Linked DNA regions of Mus musculus: all the other regions are linked to region 1. The links are chromatin loops, found by intact Hi-C in ENCODE. Cell type or tissue: heart. All regions are shown on one strand. Region 1 overlaps Atg16l2 (autophagy related 16-like 2 (S. cerevisiae)). Region 2 holds the start of Fchsd2 (FCH and double SH3 domains 2). Region 3 has its middle 21 kb from the start of P2ry6. Region 4 overlaps Arhgef17 (Rho guanine nucleotide exchange factor (GEF) 17). Region 5 has its middle 47 kb from the start of Fchsd2. Region 6 overlaps P2ry6 (pyrimidinergic receptor P2Y, G-protein coupled, 6).

Region 1 (4,000 bases):
CTGTCCTCAGGGCAGATGGCTTCAAGTGCAGTTCTGACTGGACCAAAGCTGTGTTCAGGTGCGTCTGGGAGGTCATGCCTATACATAGGCCTGTGTTTGTGTGCCTACACTTCTGATCTTCTCCTCTTGTTCTGCTGTGACCTGTACAGCCCTGACAGAAGCTATGCACTGGCAGGCTCTTCAAACGGCGACCTGTACATCTGGGATGTGAACACCGGGAAACTGGAGACCAGCCTACAGGGACCCCACTGGTGAGCAGCCTACTGAAAACTTCCACACGCAAACTTCCATGTTCTGATATGTCCCCAGACCTTTCGCATGCATTTGGGCTCATTACTACCATCCTGAGAGCCCATTTTATAGATAAGGAAATTGTCTTGGGCTTACAGAGGCTTCTCAAACCGCCTGCTGGTTGGATGTCCAGGGTCAGAGTAAGGCTGCCTGCCTGCTCCTGCTGCCCTCCTGAGGTCTGTCTTCCCTCTTCAGCACTGCTGTTAATGCCGTGGCTTGGTGCTTCTCCGGGAACCACGTTGTGAGTGTGGACCAAGGCAGGAAGGTGGTGCTCTGGCACTGAGTGGCACAAGTTCCCTGTATGGGTTGGACTCTGAAGCCAGAAGCCAGAGAACAGCTTCCCTGTGCTCAGGACTCCAGAGCTGGGGTTGGGGTCTACTACAGAATTCATGTGAGGGCCAGGCAGGACCTGGCCTGTTTGTTAAAAATCAAAGTGTGGGTTAGGAACTACAGTTTTGTTTTTTAAAATCTATTTGTTTACTCTCTTCAGTGTTAAAAACTGTATCTAAGCCGTGTCTTGCCTCTTTGAAGCATTTGTGGGTACAGAGACACTTAGACTTAGCCTCTTCTTTTTCCATAGAGCTAGGGCCTTGTAGCAGAGCTTCTGTCTGGGAAATGGGCTGTTCCAGTCTAGCTGTGGGATAACATGAAGAAAGGCTCAGGCAAGGGCAGCAAAGAGCAGCTTTTCATCTAGGGAGTGGACCTGATGGAAAGGGTGAATAAACCAGAGTGACATCGGAATAGCTGGCAGAGGCCTGCCTGGAGCCTGGGACAATGGTCTGAGCTGTAGTCCTATGTCCTGGATGATGGGTGGCCTCCTGCCACTATCTCCTTCCCTTGTATGTTACCTCTGCCCTTGCAGCCACAGTGCCAGTCTCTGGGGCGACTGCGCTTAGTGCTGCTCTCTAAAGGTGCCTTCACTCCCCTAGACTTGTCCTGATACAGTTTCCTCAGCTTTTGTTGTTGTTTGGACAGGGTCATGTAACCCTGTCTAGTCAGGCACACATGTAATAGCTCAGAATTTGTGGAAATCTGGCCTCAGCCTCAGTGTCGGGGTGGCAGGCACTGACTGCCTCAGCCCTCAGCATCTAAGGTACCATGGTCAGCATGGCCAAAAGTCCCCTTTCTGCCTTCAGAGAAGTTCGTCACTTTGGTCCTACACATGCTTTTTCCTCTGCCTTCAATGTCCTTGTCTCTCCCAACGACAATTCAGGTTATCTTTTGGGACCTCTTTATTGACAGCCTATCCTTAACTGTCAGGCTCAGTAAGAGGCCTTGGTCCCCTACTTCTAGTTTGCCTGTCTTCTTAAAACTGGGAGCAACTGTAAGAGAACAGTATTCCCTGCCTCCAGTCCTGGCCCCAGGAAATACTTCCTGGGTGGTTATATTCTCTTGCTTTGCAAGTTCAACAGTGGAAGGTTCCAGGGATGGGACATTCCAGCTCCTCAGCCTTGGCCATCCCCTTGGCGCAGCTCTCAGTGGCCACCAGGGGTCACTAGTTTCCTGGTCAGCAGTTTTGTTTTATTTTGTTTTTTTTTTTTTTCTTTCTGCCTTTCTTCTGGGAAAGACCAACTCGCCCAGTGGCCACCATTACTGAGGATCACCCAGACCTCGGTCTTGCTCTGGCTTCTGAGCCTTATTTGTTCCTCCTAAGCATTTGTGATGGAGCACGTTCTAAAGTGAGAAAAGATTGTCATTCAAGGTAACACAGCTATACACAGCTGAATGGTTCCCGCATCACTCCTTGCAGACTTACTCATTTATGTAGCTGAGTGTGACCTCCTTCCTGCCTGGGCCTTCACCTCCCAAATATGTATCCCCATATGGTGTTGGAGACTGGAACCTTGGGGATTTGTTTGGGTCAGAAAAGCAATGTACAAACTACATCTTCAACCCACATCCTCTCTTTTTATACAACTTTTTTTGTGTGTTTGAATATTTTGCCTGCATGTATATAAGTGCATGTGTACGTGCTTGGTGCCCACAGAGGACATCTTAAACTGAAGTTATGGACGGTTATGAGCTGTCATGTGGCTTCTGGGAACTGAACCCAGGTCCTCTGCAAGAGCAGCAAGTGCTCTTAACCTATGAATCATTTCTCTAGCCCCTGCACCACAAAACCAAAATTTCAAGAGACAGAGGCTCTCAACTGGGCAGGGTTTTTCCACCAGGGGTACACAGAGCTGTGCCTAACCTGACACTCCCAAATGCTCTTTCACCTTGGACTCTGAGCTGAAGATTACCTCTGGAGGCATGTGCTAGGATTTGAGAGTGAGTCCTGGGAGACTGCTGTTCCAGCCACAGCATCTGGGCCAAGTCCCTGCAGATGTTTCCATCGTACCTCAGGCAGTAGTGAACTATTTTAATGACCCGTAAGAGTTACCTAGGAAATGTGACTCACTCCTGGGTACAGGGACCTCTCTGCCCCTTCAGTTCTCTTGAGGAAGAGCCAAGGCCAGCAAAGGAGAGATTCCTAGGGTTCCTAATAAAAATTAGAATAGCCTGAGCTTGCCTAGCATCACAAAGCACAACTATATGAAAGGGGCTTAGCTTAGTTGGCAGGATGCATGCTGAGCCTGCATGAAGCTCGGATTCAACCTCCTGCATCACATGAAACTGAGTATTGTATATTATGCCTGGAATCCCAGCACTTAGAAGAGGATCAGAAACCCAAGGTCATCATGATTTGGAGGACAGCTTAGGCTACATAAGACTGTTCAAACATTTTTTTAATTTTAGAGAGGCCAAAACAGCAAAATATTGGTGAACTTTCTGATTCTCTTTGGCAAAAACTAGACTCAGGTTCAGTAGAGGGGACTGGCCTAGTCTTGTGGAAACCAGTTTAGCTTCTTCTCCCACTCCTATCTTATGAATCTCAGGGAAGTCATAATGTTTTCCAGGCTGTTATGTACCCCTCCCCACTATGGAACGTCCTTCAGGGGTTGATATACAGATGTGAGGCCTGCTGCCTGAATTGGCTAGGCTCAACCCTTTCTGATCCTGAGACCCTAGGGAGAAGAGACAAGTCCTGTAGGGATCCTATTGCCAGTGCTAGCTCAAGCCTGTTCTCGAGTCTCTCGCCTAAGATGTGAGAAGCCCCTCCAGTGCCCTGTAGACAGTCTCTAGAAGAATCCTGATAACCAGGTGTAGGCCCACTTGTGAGATTCAGATATACCGTGGGTAAGTGCCATGTCTGCTGCAAGTATATCCACTAGTAACTATCTTTAGTTCACTTGTACATCATCTTACTAAATCTTCCTGGATCTGAGGCAGTTTATATTATCTTCTCACTTCCAAGTTAAAGATGAAGTTGAGGGCTGAGACTTAGATTATGGCAGGCAAATCCATGCACGGCAGAGGTTGTTCATGGGTCTCCACCCAGTTCTTTCCCTGCCCCTTACTGGTGTGTCTGGCATATAAACCTGTGAACCCTAACTCACAGGTTTTCTCTATTATGCTTCAGGATAACATTCCAGAAACATGTTCCTTGAACAGCATTCTCAGGAAAAGACATGAAGGAGTCCTATGTGTTTTCTTGGCCACTGATCCAAAGGAAAATAGTCCAGGAACAAGACACTCTTTGGTGTTCTCGTAGTTCTTGGCAGCTCATGCTTTTATAAAGCAAACCCAGCAAAATCCCAGGAGGAAACAAAACTTGCTATGTCAAGTTGCAGGATTTCAGGAAGAAAAATGTTTATTCTCCCCTTGA
Region 2 (4,000 bases), 180 kb after region 1:
TTGAAGTTTTGTCATCTGCTCACCTTGAATGTTTCTCAGCTCTTGTGTAACTTTCACCTAAAACACAGTATGTATTTATGAAGGCTTTTACTACAATTTGAAGGAAAAAAATTACTTAAAGAAGACACTATTTGTTAGAATGTATACTTCTAGTTTTCCTATCCCCAAAGACCAAAAAGTTCGTATTTCCCATCCAATTTTATTACTTAACTAAGTTTAATGAAAAAAACTAGCCAGGGAATGTAAGACAGGGGCTGAATAAAAATTCACAAATACAAAAAAAAAATTTGCAGTTTAAAGGGGTGCAAACTGTCATTCTGCTTTCTCTTGCTTCCCAAAGATTCAGACATTAACCACAGGAGCAGGGAGCACAGATGAGTGTACCTAATACCTAGCGACCAAAATGTACACAATCATGAAATAATATTCACGAATAAACTACATAAAATATTCCGTAATGGCTGCAAGAAAGCACACAGTCTCAGAATGATGCCCTCCACTCTGACAGCACATCAAATCATAATCTCTTTCTCACAAAGGAGAATGCAAAAGTGACCTTCCAGCATATGCAGGGCTTTTAAACTAACCCAGCAAGCCAGGCCGGGTGGCAGCCCACTTCAAACAGAGAGAACCGCCAAAGCCAGCTGGCTGGAGCCATCCTCGCCAGGCCGGACCCTGGGATTTCAATTGGTGTGTGATCGTGGTGGAATCCCGACCACCAGAGCAAAGCTACATGGAGAGGTGGGGTACACGTGCAGGGGGAAAGGGGGAGGATCAGTAACTGGGCAAAAAAATCAGATTAAGAAGAGAAAAGAAAGGGAAGCATAGATGATGAGTTACTCATAAGGCAAATGTTTGCCCACAAGGGAAGGATGTAACTGTCTCTACCCACTGCTCAGAGTAGATACCTAGTATCCATCTGAAAGATTTAAAAAGGCAAGGACACAGCCTTGGCAGTGCGGAAAGGTGTAGAAGGGAGCAGCCGAGTTGCTGGCAGCCCCAGAGCACCGTCACTGCCACCCAGGCCATCCAAACCCCAACCGTAGTGCTCAAACCATGCAACGCCAGGTTCTGGATTTCGTACTGGAAGCTCTGCTGTTTTCCTGGCCCCCTAGCCCGAGGCGGGGCAAAAGGGATGGGGGGTGGGGGTTAAGCAGGACCCGTCAATCCTTAATTTGCTTTCCCTTGGGGTGGGAGGGCGGAGACCGTTCCAACTTCTTTTCCGCAGCCCCGTGGGGGGAAAAAAAGGCCAAATCTTGAGGCGAGACTTGAAACAAATCCCCCCGCGAATTTGCCAATGGGTGGAGTGTCGACAAGCGACTGGAGGGCTCGAACCTGGCGCAGACTAAACAATCCGTCACGCACAAGGCTCTGCAAATCTGCAGGGGCTCCCCCGCCTCTCCCCCATACAGCTCTGAGAATGCACTTTGCTCTGGGCAGCACTGCCATGCAGACAGACACACACATGCATGCCCGAAAGAAAAAAAAAAAAAAAAAAAACTCCAGCGAGTGTCTCGGGGGGAGGGAGGTGTCCTCCCTAGTACTGAGGAGCACTGGCCGCCCCTCCGTCAGAAAGACACCCCGTACACGCGACCCCCTGCTTGGGGCGGGCGGCAACTCTGACAAGCCAAGAAGCTAGAGTGGTCACGGTCCCTTGCGGGAAGGGGGAGGGGGCGCAGCGGTCGCCCCAGCCGCGTTCTTTGTACGCACCGCCACCCCCCAAATCTCCAAAGCCCCCCGCCAGCTGCGCCCTTACCTTCCTCGGCGGCGGCTGCATGATGCTGAAGGGACATCAATCCTCCGCCCACCCCTGACGGCGGCGTTTAAAGGACTGTGAGGGTGAGGAGGGTTGGAGAAAATGGGGCGGCCCAGCAAGCCAGGGCGCGCGCTTGTGTGTGTGTGAAAGGAGAGCCTGGGAAGGAGAAGGAAGAGGAATCGGCCCGGAGGCTGCGAGGCAGGCGAGCGGCAGGAGCAGCCGGGTCGCAGCGAGTGTGGAGAGAAGGAGGAGCGCCGGGAAGGCCTGGGGCCCGGGCGGCCCGGGGGGTGTGTGAGGGAAGGAGGCGGAGACGGCCAGGGGGCGGGGGCCGCCGGGGGGGGGGGGCTCGCGGCTCGCCGGGCGGCTGAGGAGGAGCGGCCGCGTCGTCCGCGCTCGCCGCCTGCCGCGGCCCGGCTGCAGCTGGCTGACGCGGCGGCCCCCCACCCACTCGGGCAGCCCGGCCCTCGCGGTGCCCAACGCCCCCGCCCGGCCCGGGAAGGAGGAAGGCGGCGCCACGCTCCCCTGTTAGAGCTCCGCCAACCACTCAGGCCGCGGGAATTTCCGGCCCCTGGCGCGCGCCACAGCGCCCCGCTCCGGCTGCAGAGGGGATGCGCTCCCGGCCACACCGCCTGCTTCAGAGTGGAGGGGGGGAGGTTAGCCAGGCCGCGCCACGGGGCTCCGGATCTCGGTGTGAGAAAGGGGGAAACTTCACGGATTGTTCGGCCGAGGGGAACGGTGGGGACGGGAACGGGACTCGAGAACTACCCCAGTTCTCTCCGACGATGGAACGTTCCGGACGCTTCCCGTCCTCCCTCCCCCCACACCGAGCAGGCAGCTGGGGGCTTCCCGCGCGCCTTCCCGCCAGCCCGCTGGGGCGCGCGACTCCTCCGGGAGCGCGCACGTGGGAGGGAGAGGACTCTGCTCCGACGCACGCGCACAGGCCGCCCCCGCCTCCCGCCTGCATCTGCGGCTGCACAGTTTGTGTGGGAATTTGGCAGGAGTCGAGGGGGGCTAGGCTCATAGTGGGATTGTTTGCAATAAGGAAGGAGGTACCTAAGAGGATTCGGGATTTTGCTTTCTCTCAGTCCCTCAGCGTACCCTCCCTCCTAGTCAGCTAAACGTGCACTGAGAAATTTAGCATGAACAAGTCCTTTTACAACTAGCCGCAGGTGCCAGACCTATGCCATTGGAGGACAGGTGAAATAACCTAAAATTGCCAGGCAAAGGAATGGATGCCCTATTCCAGAGTACTTAGCCAGACCTCGTGGAGTCAACTGAGGAAAAGAATGAAAATCTCTTGAATCGGTCACTCCCATATCACAGATAGGAAGGCTGGTGTCCGCAGAGAATTGGAGCCATTCTCAAGGTCACATGGCATGCCTAGAATCCCAAGGGCTGAGTGTGAGGAGGGGTATCTTGCTTGGTGTTAGGGCGCATGCCTAGCAGCCAGAGAGGCCCTGAGTTCATCACTAGCATGGCAGAGGAAAGGATTAGGTGAGATTAAGAACCATAGGGAGACAGCAAGGGCCATGGAGGAAGCCTCTGAAGGAAGCCCTTGTCTGGAAGGGAGGACTTCTAGGTCAACTCACTTTGCCTGTCCTGAACTACTTGAATAAACTCAACCTCATCTGGCAATGACAATGCTCTTTCTCCTCAGGGTCCTATCAGGCACCTTCTCACTCTGTCCAGACCACCCAAGGAGTATCAGGCTCCCTTTGGGTTGCTTGGAATAGTAGAAAACCTTCTTCCTCGTTCCTAGGCACTATTTTTGAGCCACAGCTCCACAGGCAGCCACAGTGTGAGCTGGATCTCCCCCCTCCCCCACTTCATTCAGTACTTGCAGTCCCAGATAGCTGTTCTCAGAAACTCAGTTCAGGCCAAAAAGGAAGTCCATGAGACTGGACTAGACCAGGATGACTTACTTACCAGATAACCTACTGGCTCTGTGACCAGAAGATGAACTCCTACCCAGGTGTTTTATGTTGAGTTAACCTACATGCTAACAGATGAGATGAGGAGTCAAGAGTTGAGAGCTGTGTATAAATTACAAAGCCTACTCTACTGTTTCTGGTTTCCTTGAAGCCATCCATTTGCCACCAGTGTCCTCATTCAGATCAAGGAAGGCCTGGGGCAAGGGAAGAGTGGATGGGAACCCAGAGTCCTGACCTCCTCTGAAGCACAACCACTAGAGGTCGGGAGGTGGCCCTATTCTCAGCCTCACCACTGTCAGATGGTCAATACTGA
Region 3 (4,000 bases), 300 kb after region 1:
TGAATGAATGCAGTTTGCAATGAGGAATGAATGAGATACACTGGATGCATTGGCTATTTCCTGTTGTGACATAATGCCTTACAACAGCAATGTAAGGGGAGCGGATACACTGAGGTCCACAGTTTAAGAGGGGTCACATCTATCATATCTGCAGCCACACAGCACAGAGATGAATGCTGGCACACAGCTCCCTTTCTCCTTGTCATCCAGTGTGAGACCCCAGTCCGTGAGACAGTGACACTCACCTTCAAGATGGATCTTCCCACCTCGGTGACTCCTCTCTGGAAATGCCCTCAAGGACAAGTCCAGAGGTATGTCTCCTGAGTGATTCAGTGCCAGCCATCACACTGGGTAAACTCCTGCAGGTTAATTAGCACCAGACGGTACTCGTGAGACATTAATGCCCTCTTCACAAAGTAAATTTAAAAATAGGAGCTGTGGTAGCACAGACCTGTGGTCCCAGCACTGGGGAGGCACAGGCAGGAAGGTCAGAAGTTGAAGGTTATCCTCAGCTACAGAGCATGTGAGACTAGCCTGAGCTATATGGAGCCTGTGTAAAGAAAGGAAAGGAAGGAAACAAAAGGGAAGGTGACTAGCTCAGCCAGCAAAGGCCCTGGCTGCTGAGCATGACAGAGTCCGATCCCCCACATCCACATGGGAGATGAAAACAAACAGTTGAAAGCCCGCTCTCAGGAGCCCAGGACTCTGTGCACTCCTGGGAGTTCTTTCTCACCTTTTTCTTAAATATAAGTTCCCTCTGATAATAATGATAGCAACAACAACAATAACAACAACCATAATAGTAACAATAATACTATGTGTCATACCTAGTAGCACATGACTTTAATTCCAGCACTCAGGAAGCAGAGGCAGATAGGTTTCTGAGTTCAAGGCAAACTTGATCTACATAGCAAGTTCCAAGTCAGCCAGGGCTATATAGAGAGATTCTGTCTGAGTGAGTAAATAAATAAATAAATAAATAAATAAATAAAAGACAGATAGATTAAGAAAAGGAAAAAGGAAACCTACTATGTATCAGGTGCTTTCAATATACATTGTAAATAAATTGCTAGTGAATAAAAACGGTCACAGATGCTGCCTCTGCCTCTAAAAGGCAGGGGAGCAACAATCAATAATATTAATTGTAAATTATATGGTGTACTAAGAGGGATGACTGTTGTGGGAGGAGAATCCAGAGTGGGAAGGACTGGAAGCGGGGTGGGGGTGGTAGCGATGTTGCTCTTTTCATTTCTTTTCTGAAAAGGTCTGGTACATCCCTGACTGATCCCAAATTTGCCATGTAACCAAGGATAACACTAATATTTGGATGTTCTGCCTCTACCTCCTTAGTTCTGGACTTTACACATGCGCCTCCCATGCCTAGTTTTATGCAGTGCTGGGAACTGGACCAAGGGCTCCGTGCATCTGGACAAACCACTCTACCTACTGAGCATGTCCTCAGCCTAGAATCTGTTTGTTTTTGTTCAGTTGGGACAGGGTCTCTCCTAGACTTGCTTTCCTATAGCTAAGGATGACCTTGAACTTGTGATTCTCCTACACACACACACACACGCACACGTACACACACACACACACACACACACACACACACACACACACACCACCTCTCTGGAAGCGACTACAGACCTGCACCATAGGCAAAGGCCCAGCTTGAACCCAAGATCTTGATGAAGTCTGGTGAGGCCTTACAGCTTATCCACCGCAAGGGGTTGGAAGTTGGGAGGGCGTGAGGAGGAGCCCAAACAGTGAGAAGGCCTCTGGGTTTAAGAGAGGACGCGAAACACAGGGAGGGGAAGGACTCTTGTTATTTCCACTCACAAGCCAGTCCCAGGGCAGCTGGGAGTTGATTTGATCAATGACTTTTTCCTCTTTCCCTGAACTCCCTTATGATGGCCTTTTAATTGGGTCCATTTGTTCCAAGACCATGGGCTGAGCTGAGCAGACGCCAGATTATTTGCCCGTTATTAAGTAGACTAGGAAATGGGCCTCCGTCTTGGCCAGAGAAGTGAGAGCAGCTGAGCGGTGTCCCTGAGGAGGGCAGAGCGCTCTGCACTCAGCACCCTGCCATCCAGGCACTGGTTTTCCAACCCCACCCCCACCCCGCTAGCTTTTGTCTGCAGGCCCCTCCCCTCTACCCTGCCCTCCTGCGAGGGCGGGGTGGGGGTGGGGGGTTGCAGTTAACTGTTGATCACAGTTTTATGATGTTGAAAGTACTGTTCCCAGCCACATCTTACAGAGTCCGGTGACTACATTCTCTTTCTTGTAGAACTTTTTATTTTTTCTAGAGTTAATAATTTCCTAAGGGAGACATAGTCTAAAGACAAAGGGAAGGATAAATAAATCATAACTAATGCTTGTAACTAGATGGCTCAGTGGTTAAGAATGCCTGCTACACAAGCCCAAGGACCTGCCCTTGAGAAACATGCATCTGTAACCCCGGCTCGGTGGGACATGGAGCCAGTGGGATCACTGGCTTGCTGGTGCCAGCCTAGATGCAGTGAGAGACACAGTATTAAGGAAATAAGGCCAAGTAGAATAGATGGAAAGTGATGGTCTCCTGTGGCCTCCTTGTGAAATAGCACATGCACACGCGCGCGCGCGCACACACACACACACACACACACACACACACACACGAAAATAAAAACATCTTTAGGGGCTGGGGACTCAGCTTAGTGAAAGAGTGCCTAGCAAGCATGTGGGCTGCAGTCAGTCTTCAGCGCTGAAATAAATTAAGTTAAAAAAATTTTAAAGGTAAGACCCACAGTGGACTGAGACAGACATAACCAGCTGCTCATAATTCTCTTCCCCTATGAACATAAAATTATATAGATTGCTTTCTCAAAAAACCAATACACGTGCATATATATACATGTATATGTATATGTATATGTATATGTATATGTATATGTATATATTTAAATCTCATGTAATAATTTTTTAAAGATTTGTTTATTTATTATATGTAAGTACACTGTAGCTGTCTTCAGACACTCCAGAAGAGGGCGTCAGATCCTGTTACAGATGGTTGTGAGCCACCATGTGGTTGCTGGGATTTGAACTCCGGACCTTTGGAAGAGCAGCCGGGTGCTCTTATCCACTGAGCCATCTCACCAGCCCCTCATGTAATAATTTTAATGCACTGTATATACTATGTAATGCTTAAATCAAGTGAGGCATATCCTTTCTCCTCCTTCTTCTGTTTGTTTTGTTTTGTTTTGTTTTGTTTTGTTTTGTTTTGTTTTGTTTGAGACAGGGTTTCTCTGTGTAGCCCTGGCTGTCTTTAGAACTCACTCTGTAGACCAGGCTGGCCTTAAACTCTGAGATCTGCCTACTTCTGCCTCCAGAGTGCTGGGATTAAAGTCATGCACTGCCACCACCCAGACCATATCTTTCTTCCTTTTGCCATTTTCACACAGAAAGGGCATTGGATCCTGATTGGGAGTGACAGGCAGTGTGAACCACCAGACACAGAGGATGGGAACCAAACTTGGGCCCTCTGCAAGAGAAACAAGCATTCTCAACAGCTGAGCCATCTCTCCAGACGCTCGCCTAGCTTCTTATAATGGTAGGATATGATAATGTACAGAGAAACTCATGATTACACCCAAAAACAGAGGCCTTAGAGCCTCTGTTACCACAGCATTTGGGAGGCTGAGACTGGAGGATTAGAAGTTCAAGGTTAGCTTGGGCTACAATGTGAATTTGAAACCTACTTGGGGTATATAACAAGACCCTGTCTTAAAATGAAATGTTTAAATAAAAACAAACAAAACCACACAGTACAGTTTTTGATTTGCTAGCATACAAGCACATTTTTCTGCAAAGGGAATTAGAAGGAAGAGGCCTAATATTTCTCCTATTAGAAGTACATTAGAGCAAAAAGTGATGAGAAAAGTCTAGGTTTCTGCTTCTTTGTCTATTTTTCATTGTGAGATGGGGCATCGTGTATCCCAGCTGGCCTATGTAGCAAAAGAGG
Region 4 (4,000 bases), 380 kb after region 1:
TTCTGTCCTGTTCCCATGCCCTAGGCCCCGCCTACCGTTGACATTCTGGTGGCTTCTTCCAGGTGTGTCCCTTTTCTCTCTGTCTTTATCTCTTTCTCTATCTTTATTTTTAGATGACATTGAGGCAATACAGTTTGTCGATAGGAGTGCCCTATGCTTTCATTTGATAATACAGTGGACTCCTTCTCTGTAACTTTTCAGAGGTCTTCCTAAGGGCCCATGACTCAGGAGCCCTCCCTTCCCTGTAGCTGGAGTTGACGCGGGCTGTGTAGGTAGAGTCCATGTGCGGAGAGCCCAGGCTGACACTCTCAGGCTAACCCCTGGCTGGAAGAAGCCCTCCTCCTGGCACTCTAGACAGATGTAAACTGTCCCAACTTTTCTACCCAGGGTCCCCTGGGGTGGAGTCCTGCCTGCTTGGCAGATCTTGCTTGGGTCGCCAGTGACACAAGGTAATAATAGGGCCCACCCAGGAGATTATTTTGAGGTTAAAGCCAACACCTGGGAGGTGCTTAGTCAGCAGAGAGTGGAATCCCTCCACAGATAGACCTGCTATTTTTAGATCTTTGCTGTCTTCCTGTCCTTGGGCTCTGTAAAGTTAAGTGATTTATCCAAAGTCCCAGCCACTTAGTGGTCAGTGGCTGCAGGAGGATTCGGGTCCAGCCCACTGCCTAGTCTTGAGAACCCAGCAAGTCACGACTTGCGCTGAGTCTCAGTGTTGTCACTGAGTTGATATGGAGTCTTAGGAGACTTAGTGCTGCGCTGTTCTGCATACTCCATGGTACCGAGTAGACAGCACTGCCACTTTCTGTTGACAGCTACAAGTCTGGAGACTCTGAAGACTCAAAGCCAAAGCTTCAGGAGTGGTCCTCTGAGCCGTCAGGATGCCTTCCTAGGGTGGACTTTGGTCCTGGGACGTGAAGCCACCCCACTGGCTGACACTGGCTGACCTCAGATGAGCATCTTCTGGGAGCTTCTCTGTTCAGCTCTAGGGCTGCTCACTAATTGATGGGGAAAGCACAGAAGAGCCTAGAAGCACAAGCTGCTGGTGGTCAGCAGAAATCACATCTGCCAGTGTGGCCCAGGCCTAGTGGTGGCCCTTGAGCCCCCACTGGGAAGGAAGCAGAGCAAACTGGCCTGGTGTGATGACAGAAACTTCTGTCAGGTCTGGGTTGAGCCCGACACACTAGGGTTGATGTAACCACTTGGTAACAGTATACCCTGGAGGGCACGGTCGGAGTAAGGTGAGGTCACAGTATATCCCAGCTACGTGGGTACTTCTGGCCAAGTGAAGAGACCCTAAAACCCTGAGGCCCTACCGGACTATGGTGGTACACGCCTTAATTCCCAGGAGGCTGAGGCAGGCAGAGCTCTGAGTTCGAGGCCAGCCTGGTCAACAGAGCTAGCTCCAGGACAGCCAGGGCTACACAGAGAAACCCTGTCTCTTTAAAACAAACAAACAAAAAAACAAACAAGCAAACAAACAAAAAACCCCTGAGGTCCTGAGACATTCTGTGCTGGGAAGTAATACCATTCGTCCAGCAGAAAGGAATGGCGCCCGCTGAGTGGTGGCAGCTGGCAGCGCACACCTTTTTCCTGACACTTGGAAGGCAGAGGCAAGCAGAACTCTGTGGGAACTGGTCTAGAAAGTGAGTTCCAGGATAGGACAGGGCTACACAGAGAAACCCTGTCTCCAAAAAACCCAAATCACAAAACAAAGAGAGAGAAGGGTGTTGGTGGTGGGGTCTGCCCTACTGCCCTTTCATTTTAGGAGGTTGATCATAGACACCCGTGGCCTCCTCGCTGTGCCTATTCATCCTGCGGACACTTGCTGTCTTTGTCTCTATTCACACCTGTGTGCTGACTGTATGCCCTGGGGAAACGGCTCTAGGCCTTAGTGGTGCCTCCTCTATCCTGGAGCTCCCAGATCTTGTTACTGCCCCCTGGTGCCCGAGGTAGCGTCCTCATAGGTCTGTAGCATAATAAAAAGGATGGACTGATTTGGGAGTCACAACGGGGCAGTTGGTGGGGCAGTTGGCGCCTGCCCTGGCCTGAGGTGAGGTTGGTGAGGGAGGAGATTTAAGGCTCCCTGGAAAAAGCAGAGAATAGATTAAATGGGACTTGACCCAGCCAAGGGCAAGGTGCGTGTGGGGATGGACCCCGTGCTGAGGGCTGGGAGGGCACAGCAGCAGGCGGAACTCGGCCACCTCATTTCCCGGGGCCTTTGGTGGCCTGAGCAGAAGGGTTTCTGGCATTGTCTAAGTGGGGAAGATGGCGTCTTTTGGCTGCGGGCTTTGAGAGTCCCTAGGATTTATACACAGCCCAGTCAGGCCCTGTCCTTTATTCCCTGGGGCACTGGCCTGGGGCCGGCTTGGCCTTTCCCAGGGTGCCTGGCCCAAGGCCCAATGAATCATCTTCCGCCCTACAGGCAAGACACCCCATCTCTATCAACAGTGTACAAATGGAGCCCCCCGCCCCCATGTGCCTGGTCTGAAGAAAGGAGGGAATTGGAGGGGCTGGAATCAAACCCTAGAAACTTCCGTTCCCACGACCCTTCACCCCAGCCTCCCTCCGTACTACCAAGATGGGTGGAGATGGTAGGGAGCCATTCTTTGTAGAACAGCCACTGAGCTGTAGATCTGGCATGTTCCAGGTAGGGAAATAGACACTGAGGAAAGGTATTTACAGCTACATGAAGGTAGGAGTTGAAGTTCAGACCATGTGGGGCCCCGGCCGGCCTGGGTAGCATTCTGAACATGGTTTGGATATTTGAATTTTTAGAGCTGTTAGGGAAAGTCTCCTGGAAGTCAACACATCCTGGGGTTCCAAGCCAAGGCAGGGCACAGTCCTGTGTGCAGGACTGGCAGGGATATCCTAGGAGCCCCTAAAATACAAACTTAGAATACAGATTTGTTAGCATTCTCCTCCAAGGTCTCACACTCAGTTATGCCTGGCTCCTGACCTGTAAAATGGTGGCTACGGGGGAGAAGTGGGCAGAGAGGTTGAGTTCAGAGTGGACTGGCTCATCCGATGCTTTTCACGTCTGCTGAGGTCCGACTTACCCTCCAGCCCCCATCTCCTACTTCTGTTATCTGGGATAAGGAACTTTTCTTTTGAAACCTAGAAGATTCAGCTGTATCCTCTTGAAACTGAAAGGGGTGGAGTGACAGAAAAAAACGAAAAGAAAAAAACCCCACATTAAAAAAAAAAAAATCATGCAGTTAAATTCAAACCACATGCCCTACAATCCCAGTCCTGCAGGCCTCTGCTGCCACCTAGCAGTGCTTGGTGGAAGTGCAGTCCTAGAGCCCCAGCTTCCTCACTTGGGCTTCATCAGCCATGCCTTTCTCCCAGTATGACCTCAGTCACCCTCTGGGAACCTAGTGGGGAATTTAGAACCCTCTTGAACTTTCCCACCTCCTTCATCTGTTTACAGAAGGGGAAACTAAGTCACAGAGCAGGAAGGCCAGCCAATAGGTACATGTTATGTACCCAGTGTATGTCTAGTTTATACTCATTCCTGTTTGGATTATTCTTGTAGTCCTGGGGCAGGCAGACATTGAGACCTCCCTTCTGTTTCCATCTATGTCTTAGCCATCCAGGGAAACGAATACAGCTGTCAGCCCCACTTCCTAATTCAGGGTGCCCCAGGTTTGGCCTGACTTCTTATTTATGTGCCCTGCAACTTAGTGAAGTCTTTCAGCTGCTGATACGCCATTTGCTTGGGGTTAGATCTTAGCCTAGGTCACCCCACTGAAGTTCTCAGTACACATCCTGTAGGAACCGGTGTCTTTCCTAGACCACGGTGCTCCTGGGAGGTCAGAGAGGTGCTCCTGGATTCTGTTACTGTCTTGGCAAAGTATAGATCTGTAGTGTGTTGAAGACTGGACTGGGGAGTTATCACAGGGCACTCAGGGACAGTGTGAGGCCTACATAGGGCTGTGGAGAGAAATTGTACCTCAGGTCCCCATCGAGGACCTCGCAGTGTATGCTCTACCCCAGG
Region 5 (4,000 bases), 230 kb after region 1:
AGCCAGGCTGTGTTACATAATAAGTTCCAACAAACGTGAGACATCTGCAAGGCTGTTATCAGCTTATCGGCAATTCCTTCAAGTATGATCTCTTTCTATGCTTAAGGAAGTGCGTGTGCGTGTGCGTGTGCATGTGTGTGTGTGTGTGATTGTTGTTTTGGGTTTTTGAAACAAGGTTTCTTTTTTGTGTATCCCCGGTGTCCTAGTACTTGTTCTGTAGACCAGGCTGACCCGGAACTCAAAAAATCTGCGTGCCTCTGCCTCCTGAGTGCTGGACTTAAAGGCACAGGCCACCATTGCCTACTTAAGGCAGTTTTGTTTGTTTACATTTTGTTTCTGAGACCATTATAGCCAACATTAAAAGGTGCTGGTTAAAGAGCTTTGTGCTAGCTCATCCCTCTGTCAGCTGAGCTGCAACTCCAGACCTCCTTTGTGATTAAATCAGTGATGGCTGATATGAAGGAGCCTGTGGGACCCTGGCAATTTTAGGGTCCCCAGCAACAACTCAGAGGCTTACAAGGGCAGGACCTTTGTCCTGAAGCATGATTAGTTCAAGGTTCAGAGAAGGGAATTGTTGGGTACAGTCCACAGGGTGCTCTGGAGGACTTCCTGTCCGCTGCTTCAGAGGAGATTCAGAGCCCAGGGCCTGATCTCTGACAGTACCATCAGGCTGCCACAAGCCGTCTGGCCTGGCTTGGGTGGGTGTTTTCCTGAGACAGAGGCTAGGCCAGACACTTCAAATACCCTCTCAGCATCTCTGTCCCTCAGATGTGAATTACCAACTCTCTTGGCAGAGGGGGAAACTGAGGCTTCCTGGGGTAGAGAAGCTAAGCCTTGAAGATGGACTCTGGGCTTTTTTTTTTTTTTTTTTTTTTTTTTTGGTTTTTGGTTTTTGGTTTTGGGAAACAGGGTTTCTCTGTGTAGCCTGGCTGTCCTGGAACTCACTCTGTAGACCAGGCTAGCCTCAAACTCAGAAATTCGCCTGCCTCTGCCTCCCAAATGCTGGGATTAAAGGCATGTGCCACCATGCCCGGCTAGAATCCAGGCATAATTAACAAAGTCACCACAGGCTGGACACCGTGGTCTGCTCTGAGCTCCCTTAGGTGGCCTGAAGGAGAAACCTCCCAGGGCTGGATGCCTTTCTGGTTGTGAAGATGGGCCTTCAAAGCTTATGTGAAGTTTTTTAGCCAGGAGGATTCCAGGAAGGCTGACAGAGGAGAGTAAGCCATTGGACACCGGCCTGTGTGCTTCACACCCTCTGGACTTGAAGCAAAGTTCTGGCTCCTGTCTGGGCCCAGGGCGGGTTGTTTAGGAGCTGGGTCTGGCTGCAGATCAGAAAACAGGGCCCACCCTGCCCTAGAAGCTGGGCCTGCGGGTGAGTCCAAGCTAAACCACCACACAAGGGTCCATTGTGGTCTCTCCACCCGGCCCTGGGTTCTGCCAGCCCTTCCGGCTCCCGGAAAATGTTTTCCTTCTGGCAACTCCAGGGCAGCCTGCCCTTAGCCAAGATGCTGACTGGCCACACCTCTTGCCTTTCTCAATCAGCAGAGATTCTGGGGACTGGTAGCCCAGAGTGCTGGGGCTAGTCTGCGTGTCACACACAGGGTCCCTAAAGCTTGGGGAAATGAGCACACCAGGGCTAGATTCAGAATCAGAACCTTGTACTTCGTAGCCATGTTTTCCAACAAGGAGGGAGGTAAGAGGGTTTGTACCAGATAGGGGAGTAGCGTCTCCTCAGAAAGACTTAGGTGGCATTCTGAAAGAAATAACGATATTCATGCCATTTTCTGGGAAAGTTAGGTCCCCCAGGAAACAGCTGGGATAGCCTGCGGGTTACCCACTTCTTCTGGCATCCAGCCTTGAAATGCTGAAATGTAAAACCAGGCGCCGAGTTCTGGTAGGATGGTTCAGTGGATAACGCTACTTGCTGCAAAGCCAACCAACCTGAGTTTGCTCCTCAGGACCCGAAGGATGGAAGAAGAACCAACTCCTGAAAGTTGTCATTTGGCGGGTGGAGTGGGGTTGGGGAAGTGGGAGGTGGAGAGAGAGAGAGAGAGAGAGAGAGAGAGAATGAGAATAAACCAGGCATGGATGCGTTGCGTGGGATGATGTTTCATGGGGTGATGTTGCGAGGACAAGCAGGATTGGAATTTGAGGTTTCATCGCTGGCTGCCGGGACCAGAGGCTCCGGGTTCTGGGTTTCCTCGACTCTTTCACGGGCAGACAGCGCCACCTGGGGTCCAATCCATGGGACTTGAATCCCTCTGGAGATCCCACTCAGAACTCTCTGGGGATAGAAGGAATGAGCTGGGCACTGGGGATAAAAATGCTAAGATGGGTCACCAGCAGCTCTACTGGAGTCACCCACGGAAGTTCGGCCAGGGTTCCCGCTCTTGCCGCGTCTGCTCTAACCGCCACGGTCTGATCCGCAAATACGGGCTGAACTTGTGCCGCCAGTGCTTCCGGCAGTACGCGAATGACTAAGGACTAAGTTGGACTAAGCGACCTTGAATGGATTGTTCGACTGATTACCAAGCAGAACCAATCATGCTAGTCTTTGTGCACAAAGAATAAAAATGTGAAGAACTTAAAAAAAAAAAAAAAAGCTATTCCATGCAGGCAGGCCGGAGGCGCAATAGTAGAGGCCGCAGGCACAATAGTAGAGGACCACTCTACTGGATGAGAATCAGGGATGCTTTGATGGGGACCTGCAGGGTAGAGGTCACGGATTTGGAGTTAAACCTTTGTCTTGCAAGAGTGAATGGTACTCAGTTCAGGAACAGGCTGTGAAACCCATGGAGAGCTTGGTGCGTTGGCAAATGCTGGTAACAGCATTAGGCAAGTAGAGGAAGGAGGATAAGGAGGCCAAGTTTGTAACAAGCTATGTTGGAAGTTCGAGGTCAGCCTGAGCCGCGTGAGACTCCGTTGGTGACTCCGTGTGTGAGAACACTGGACAAGCATGAAGACCTAGGTTCAGATTCCATCACTAAGTTTTTTTGGTTTTGTTTTTAACATAGGTCTCTGTTGCTATGATGAAATACCACGACTTGGGAAGGAAAGGGTTTCTTTTTTTTTACAGCTTACAGCACTTCATTGGAAGGAAGTTGGGGCAGGAACTAAAGCAGAAACCACAAAGAAATGTTGTTTCCTGGCTTGCTCGGCAGGGGCTTGCTCGCTGCTTTCTTATACCACCAATGCCCGTTTGCCCAGGAATGGCCCTGCCCCATTGGGCTGGGTCATCCCATGTCAATCATTAATTGCCTACAGACAATAGGATGGAGGTATTTTACCAACTAAGATTCCTCTTCCCAGATAACTCCAGCTTGTGTCAAGTTGATAAAAACCCCTCAAGCTGGAGTTATCTATATCTAGCCTATAACCCTAGCTTCTGGGAGGTAGAAGCAAAAGGATCCCTGGGGCTTGCCCATCAGTGAGAAACCCTGTCTGGAAAGGCTTAGGACATTCTTCTGCGTTCTCCTCGGGCCTCCCTGCAAGTGCAAGGACACGTGCACCCATGCTCTCACATACAAGTCTACCAGATTAACACACCTCACCACACAGATGCTCAAACATAAGCATTCTTAAAGCATGGAGAAGGCATTGTGAGTGTAAATGTGGCTGCTTTGATTTTACTTTTGTATTTGTGCTAAGAATCAAATAACTTTACCAAGAACTCCCACACACACACCTCTCTTCCACCACCACCCTGCCCCCCCCCCCCGCCTTCCCCCCTCCTCTCCCTGCCTCCCCCTTCTTCCTTTTCCATTTGTTGCTGTTGTTTTCAAAACAAGGTTTCTCTGTGTAGCCCTGGCTGTCCTGGAACTCACTCTGTAGACCAGGCTGGCTTCAAACTCACAGAGATCTGCCTGCCTCTGCCTCCCAAGTGCTGGGATTAAAGGAGTATGCCATCACCACCTGGCTCTCTTCCTTCTTTTAAAATGAAAACAGTTGCTTACTTTATTTCTCCATCTAAACTGGCATTTAGCTTTATAAATTTTAT
Region 6 (4,000 bases), 340 kb after region 1:
TTGAGGCTAGCCTGGGCTACAAAGTAAGTTTCAGGACAGTCAAGGCAACATTATCTAGAATACATACATATATATATATATATATATATATATATATATATATATATATATATATGAAGAGTGTATGTGTGTATGTGTGTGTGTTTATATGTATGTATGTATGTATGTATGTATGTATGTATGGGAGGTCAGAAGCATCAAATTTCCTGGAGTTTGAGTTATAGGCAGTTGTGAGCTCCCTGATATGGAGGCTAGGACCAAATTTTGATCCTTGAAAAAAAAAAAAACAACACATAAGCTTTTAATCACTGAGCAATCTCTCAATTCCCTTCTTTTCTTTCTTTCTTTCTTTCTTTCTTTCTTTTTTTTTTTTTTTTTGATAAGGTTTCATGCATGATGTCAGGTTGGCTTTGAACTCGCATAGCTGAGAATGACCTTAAATTTTGGATCTTCCTGCTTCCATCTCCCATGCCTGGACTATGCAGTACTAGGGACCGGACTCAGGGTTTTGCGAACATTAAATACGCTAATAGAGCAACATCCCCAGCTCCTCTTTCTAACTTGTTATGTCGCTGAGGATGCCCTTGAACTCCCAGTTTCCCTGTTCTACCTCCCAGGTGTAAGGCTTACAGGCCTTCACCACCACGTCTGGCTTTGGATGGTTGATATCAAGGGATAGAAAACCGGTTAATGGACTGAAGCAAAACAAGAACTTGTCAGTGGGCATCACTGGAGTCCATTGGGAGGTTGAAGTCTCAGGCTTGGCGGCATCCAGAAGCTCCACAGTGTTCTCAGGGACCTGTGCGCTCCTCTCTCTACTCTGCCCCCTTGGATTCTGGCAGTCTCCTCTCTCGGGCTTATATCTCTGCGACACAGGACCATGCCTGGCACACAGTCCTGACAGCTGTGGCAACTCCAGCCTCACTCCTCCCAGCTTTGCAAGCCCAACAGAAACCCCTCTCCTTCTCAACCATTGAGCAAGGCTCTAAAATGAGGGCTCCTCCAGGTCTACCTGCATGGCAGGCCACAAGCTAGGCTTCAGTCTTCTCTTCCAACCACGACCTGGAGCCTGGTTATTGGACAATGGACAGATCTGGGGCACTAGTGGTCTGAAGCCAACTGCAGTCCTTATGATTAAGCAGTGTATATATTCCACTTACTGTGGGAGAGGAAGGGGTGGAAGAGCCTGGAGCCCAGGCACAGGGCAAGGTGCCTCCCACACAGCTCTGGGCCAGGCTTTATTGGAAGAACTGGATGGGGGCATCAATCTCAGAGGAGGGCTATGAAAGGGCCCCAGTCCCAGTGTGCAGCTTCTCCTTCACACTCACAATAAGCTTTCAGTTCCACATGGTCCCTGCTGAGCAGAGGGGGAAGAAGAAGTAAAAGGGAGAAGAGAAAGCAGATCTCTGCCCTCCCTGCAGCCTCGTGCTGGCTTTGCCAGCTCTAGCCTGCTGAGACCTAAACTGTCCAAGCAGGGATTCTGTCCCTTGCCCACTGTTCTCCGAGTGCCAGGGTCTGGGATCAAGCTAGATGTAGGTGGCTCTAGGGCACCAAGGATGGATAACACACAGGGGCAGGGCTGGGTGATGCCTGGGACAGAGGGCGTGATGTCTCTGTAAGGAAGGGAACACAGCGACCATAAGTTTCTCAGGTTCAGAGAAGGTGGAAAGCTGGCCCTAAGCCACACAGCAGGCAGATGGTGAGTCTCAGCCTGACTCAGAAGGAGGAAACCAAATCTTGACCCTTCGATCCTGTGCCTTCCATGCTAAATTCATGGGCCAGGGGTCCAGCCAGGGGATTTCCCAGCTTGGTTTCCCGGCAGGCAGGCAGGCAGGCAGCCCAAGGTTGGGAAGTTTCTTCCCAGGTCCAGCAGCTGCAGAGAACTACCCGGTAGGTGGTGACTCAAGTTTTCAGCTCCTGCCTCTATCCTACAGGCTACATGAAGGGTTACACAAAGACCCTACGTCCTAAGTAGCATCAGAAACAGTGAGACAGTTCTTCCTGATGTCTTCATGCGGTTGACGATGCTGCAGAACTGAACCCATAGCTGTCACCTGGACTGAGGGAAGGAAGCAAATGTAGGTTGTCCCTTGGTGGGGGTAAAGGGCTGTGGTATTTTTGGTGATGGTATATCCAGGGAACTAGAGTAGAGAGGGGTGGAGGATGCCTGGTGTCAGGGTGCTACGTCTGGCCTGACACTCAAATGGCTGTTGTAAGTGCATTGAGAGGGTGAGACTCAGACAGAGGGATAGATAAGTAGGAGGAATCCTGAGGAAGGCCAGAGGAACAGGCCTAGGGGCATGTCCTGGGCTTGCTCAGTGCCAGACTAGCAGGCGGCCCCTGAAGCATGGGCACAGTGGCCTCATCCAGTTCAGCTGTCCACTAGCGCCATCTCATGGCTTCAGACTCTCATTACAGGGACTACTCCAGTCCCTGGAGGAGCCACAATCATTTAGAGGTCTGACCCAAGTCTTGCCCTGCCCCAGGGTCAGCACCCCATCTTCCCTTAATCCTTCAAAGTTGCATCAATCCTGGGACAGACCCTGGTGCCACCGGAGCCTGTCCTGGGAACACCACAGGAGCTAGCTACTGGGAAGAAAGCCAGGTCTCCGTGGCTGCTTGGATTTCTTGGCTCATACGCAAATAAACCGTAGGTGCCCAATTTGTACACAGCTGGCCAAATGTCTGCCTGAAATTCAATCTGCCTGGTCTCACTTTGGTTCAGATTTTCGGCTCCCTGTCCTGTAAAGTGGGCTTGGGGTAGGCTCAGTGCACAGACGGCATCTACAGTCTACAAGGCTCCTTTACAAGTGACAGAGTAGGAAGAGTCCTCACTCTCTGTGGCATTTCAACATGCAGGTGGCAACTGTGACATTCTAGACAGCAGCTAAGAGAAACAGATGGGAGTGGGAGCAGAGGCAGGATATGAGCCCGGCCCCCACTTACCAGCTTGGCATTCGTTCCCTGCGTGCCCTGCCCCCACCCCCTTGCCTCACTGACTTCACACCAAAGCCCCCGTCATCTTCCCCTCTGAGTGCTGCCTCTGCCCTGAAGAACACACCTCTCACCCTCTAGCTGTCCCAACAGCTATAAAGCCCCATTCATGTGCCCACCCCTACCCCCAACCTCATGACCCTTGGTCTTTAAGTAGAAGGGACAGCAACCACTAATAGTGGAATGTTGGGAGAGCTGACGGCACACAGTATGTGTTTAATAAGGGCGCGTAGTGAAAAGGACGTATGGGCAATAAAATATCTAGGTAAGAAGTACCCAAGTGGATTGTCACCTGGAGGGAGGTGAAGACAGGCATGTCAGTAGATGACCTACCAAATGGATGGAGGATTGGGATAGGAGTACAGACTCAGAGAAGTGAATGGAATCCTGGTGGCTCAGCTGTCACAGCTAAGGGAAGGGCCAAGAACTGTGATAACACACCTATACATTCAACAGATGAGAACACTGATGGAGAGCTGGGTGGAAAGCCACTCGCTGGGTCTGCCCATGCCCATGTCCCCTCCTCCCATGGCTAGAGAGGGAGTTCTGGGAAGGATGACTTTTGTTCAGCTCTGTGCTCCTCCAGGCTGTTTCCGCCAAGCCAAGGTGTGGGGGGTGACAGGGAGTGCCCCCCCATCCAAGGGCTATTTCAGTCAGAGCTAGCAGCGCCAGGAAGCAGAGGAAACTGTCCAAAGCTACGCCAGAGATGCTACAGTGTGGCTGAGGACAGGAGCATGGGCAGCTCCGAGTCTGAGTGTCCTGAGTGCCCCAACACACTTGGAACTATCAACTCAGGACGGTGATGGGATGCTGTATGTGAGTGTCTGTGTCTTGAGGAAATGAGCCAATATGGTGTGGGACAGAGTGGTTGGACAGTTTGGCAAGCTGGGTGGGGTCTCTTCAGCTGGGGACTCAAGGGAGGATCAAGATGGGCTCATGAACTTGGTGCTGTTTTAAATTTGGAGGTGCTCAGGTTCTGGCTAACAGAAGTAGACTATGGACGTGT

What was found. A loop is a pair of places that touch in the nucleus more often than their neighbours do. Peaks named below come from ENCODE experiments on the same cell type or tissue, not always from the same donor. Only the 100,000 strongest peaks of a DNase experiment are listed, where the experiment ranks them.
Region 2: it touches region 1 in a loop (1.9-fold over the local background); 4 of 42 quality-filtered maps call a loop at or near these places.
Region 3: it touches region 1 in a loop (7-fold over the local background); 9 of 42 quality-filtered maps call a loop at or near these places.
Region 4: it touches region 1 in a loop (2.4-fold over the local background); 4 of 42 quality-filtered maps call a loop at or near these places.
Region 5: it touches region 1 in a loop (9-fold over the local background); 27 of 42 quality-filtered maps call a loop at or near these places.
Region 6: it touches region 1 in a loop (2.3-fold over the local background); 2 of 42 quality-filtered maps call a loop at or near these places.

What each region holds. Positions count from the first base shown.
Region 1 is chr7:101,286,421-101,290,420 of GRCm38, reverse strand. It overlaps Atg16l2 (autophagy related 16-like 2 (S. cerevisiae)), which reads left to right. Exons shown (of 18, transcript NM_001111111.1): 16 at 11-58; 17 at 150-251; 18 at 487-805. The coding sequence ends at 574. Among named protein-coding and RNA genes, the nearest start is that of Atg16l2, 14 kb to the left of the region's middle. In heart, a CTCF peak has its summit at 1,764 (motif pointing right); no DNase peak of the experiment used is centred here.
Region 2 is chr7:101,106,796-101,110,795 of GRCm38, reverse strand. Fchsd2 (FCH and double SH3 domains 2) reads right to left here and starts at 2,021. Exons shown (of 20, transcript NM_001146010.1): 1 at 1,757-2,021; 2 at 1-57. The coding sequence starts at 1,777. In heart, CTCF peaks have their summits at 2,361 and 3,931 (motif pointing right); DNase peaks (open chromatin) are centred at 1,075, 2,385, 3,185, 3,505 and 1 weaker place; H3K4me3 peaks cover 3,510 bases; H3K27ac peaks cover 3,205 bases.
Region 3 is chr7:100,983,105-100,987,104 of GRCm38, reverse strand. No RefSeq gene overlaps it. Among named protein-coding and RNA genes, the nearest start is that of P2ry6, 21 kb to the right of the region's middle. In heart, no CTCF peak of the experiment used is centred here; a DNase peak (open chromatin) is centred at 1,940; H3K4me3 peaks cover 427 bases; H3K27ac peaks cover 1,257 bases.
Region 4 is chr7:100,906,688-100,910,687 of GRCm38, reverse strand. All of the region lies in intron 1 of Arhgef17 (Rho guanine nucleotide exchange factor (GEF) 17), which reads left to right. Among named protein-coding and RNA genes, the nearest start is that of Arhgef17, 23 kb to the left of the region's middle. In heart, a CTCF peak has its summit at 1,938 (motif pointing left); DNase peaks (open chromatin) are centred at 1,947, 2,387 and 3,287; H3K27ac peaks cover 3,197 bases.
Region 5 is chr7:101,059,810-101,063,809 of GRCm38, reverse strand. It overlaps the pseudogene Gm5735. Among named protein-coding and RNA genes, the nearest start is that of Fchsd2, 47 kb to the left of the region's middle. In heart, a CTCF peak has its summit at 2,242 (motif pointing left); DNase peaks (open chromatin) are centred at 1,409, 2,279 and 3,209; H3K4me3 peaks cover 630 bases; H3K27ac peaks cover 1,022 bases.
Region 6 is chr7:100,941,843-100,945,842 of GRCm38, reverse strand. All of the region lies in intron 1 of P2ry6 (pyrimidinergic receptor P2Y, G-protein coupled, 6), which reads left to right. Among named protein-coding and RNA genes, the nearest start is that of Arhgef17, 12 kb to the right of the region's middle. In heart, a CTCF peak has its summit at 2,395 (motif pointing left); DNase peaks (open chromatin) are centred at 1,262 and 2,452; H3K27ac peaks cover 871 bases; H3K27me3 peaks cover 1,581 bases.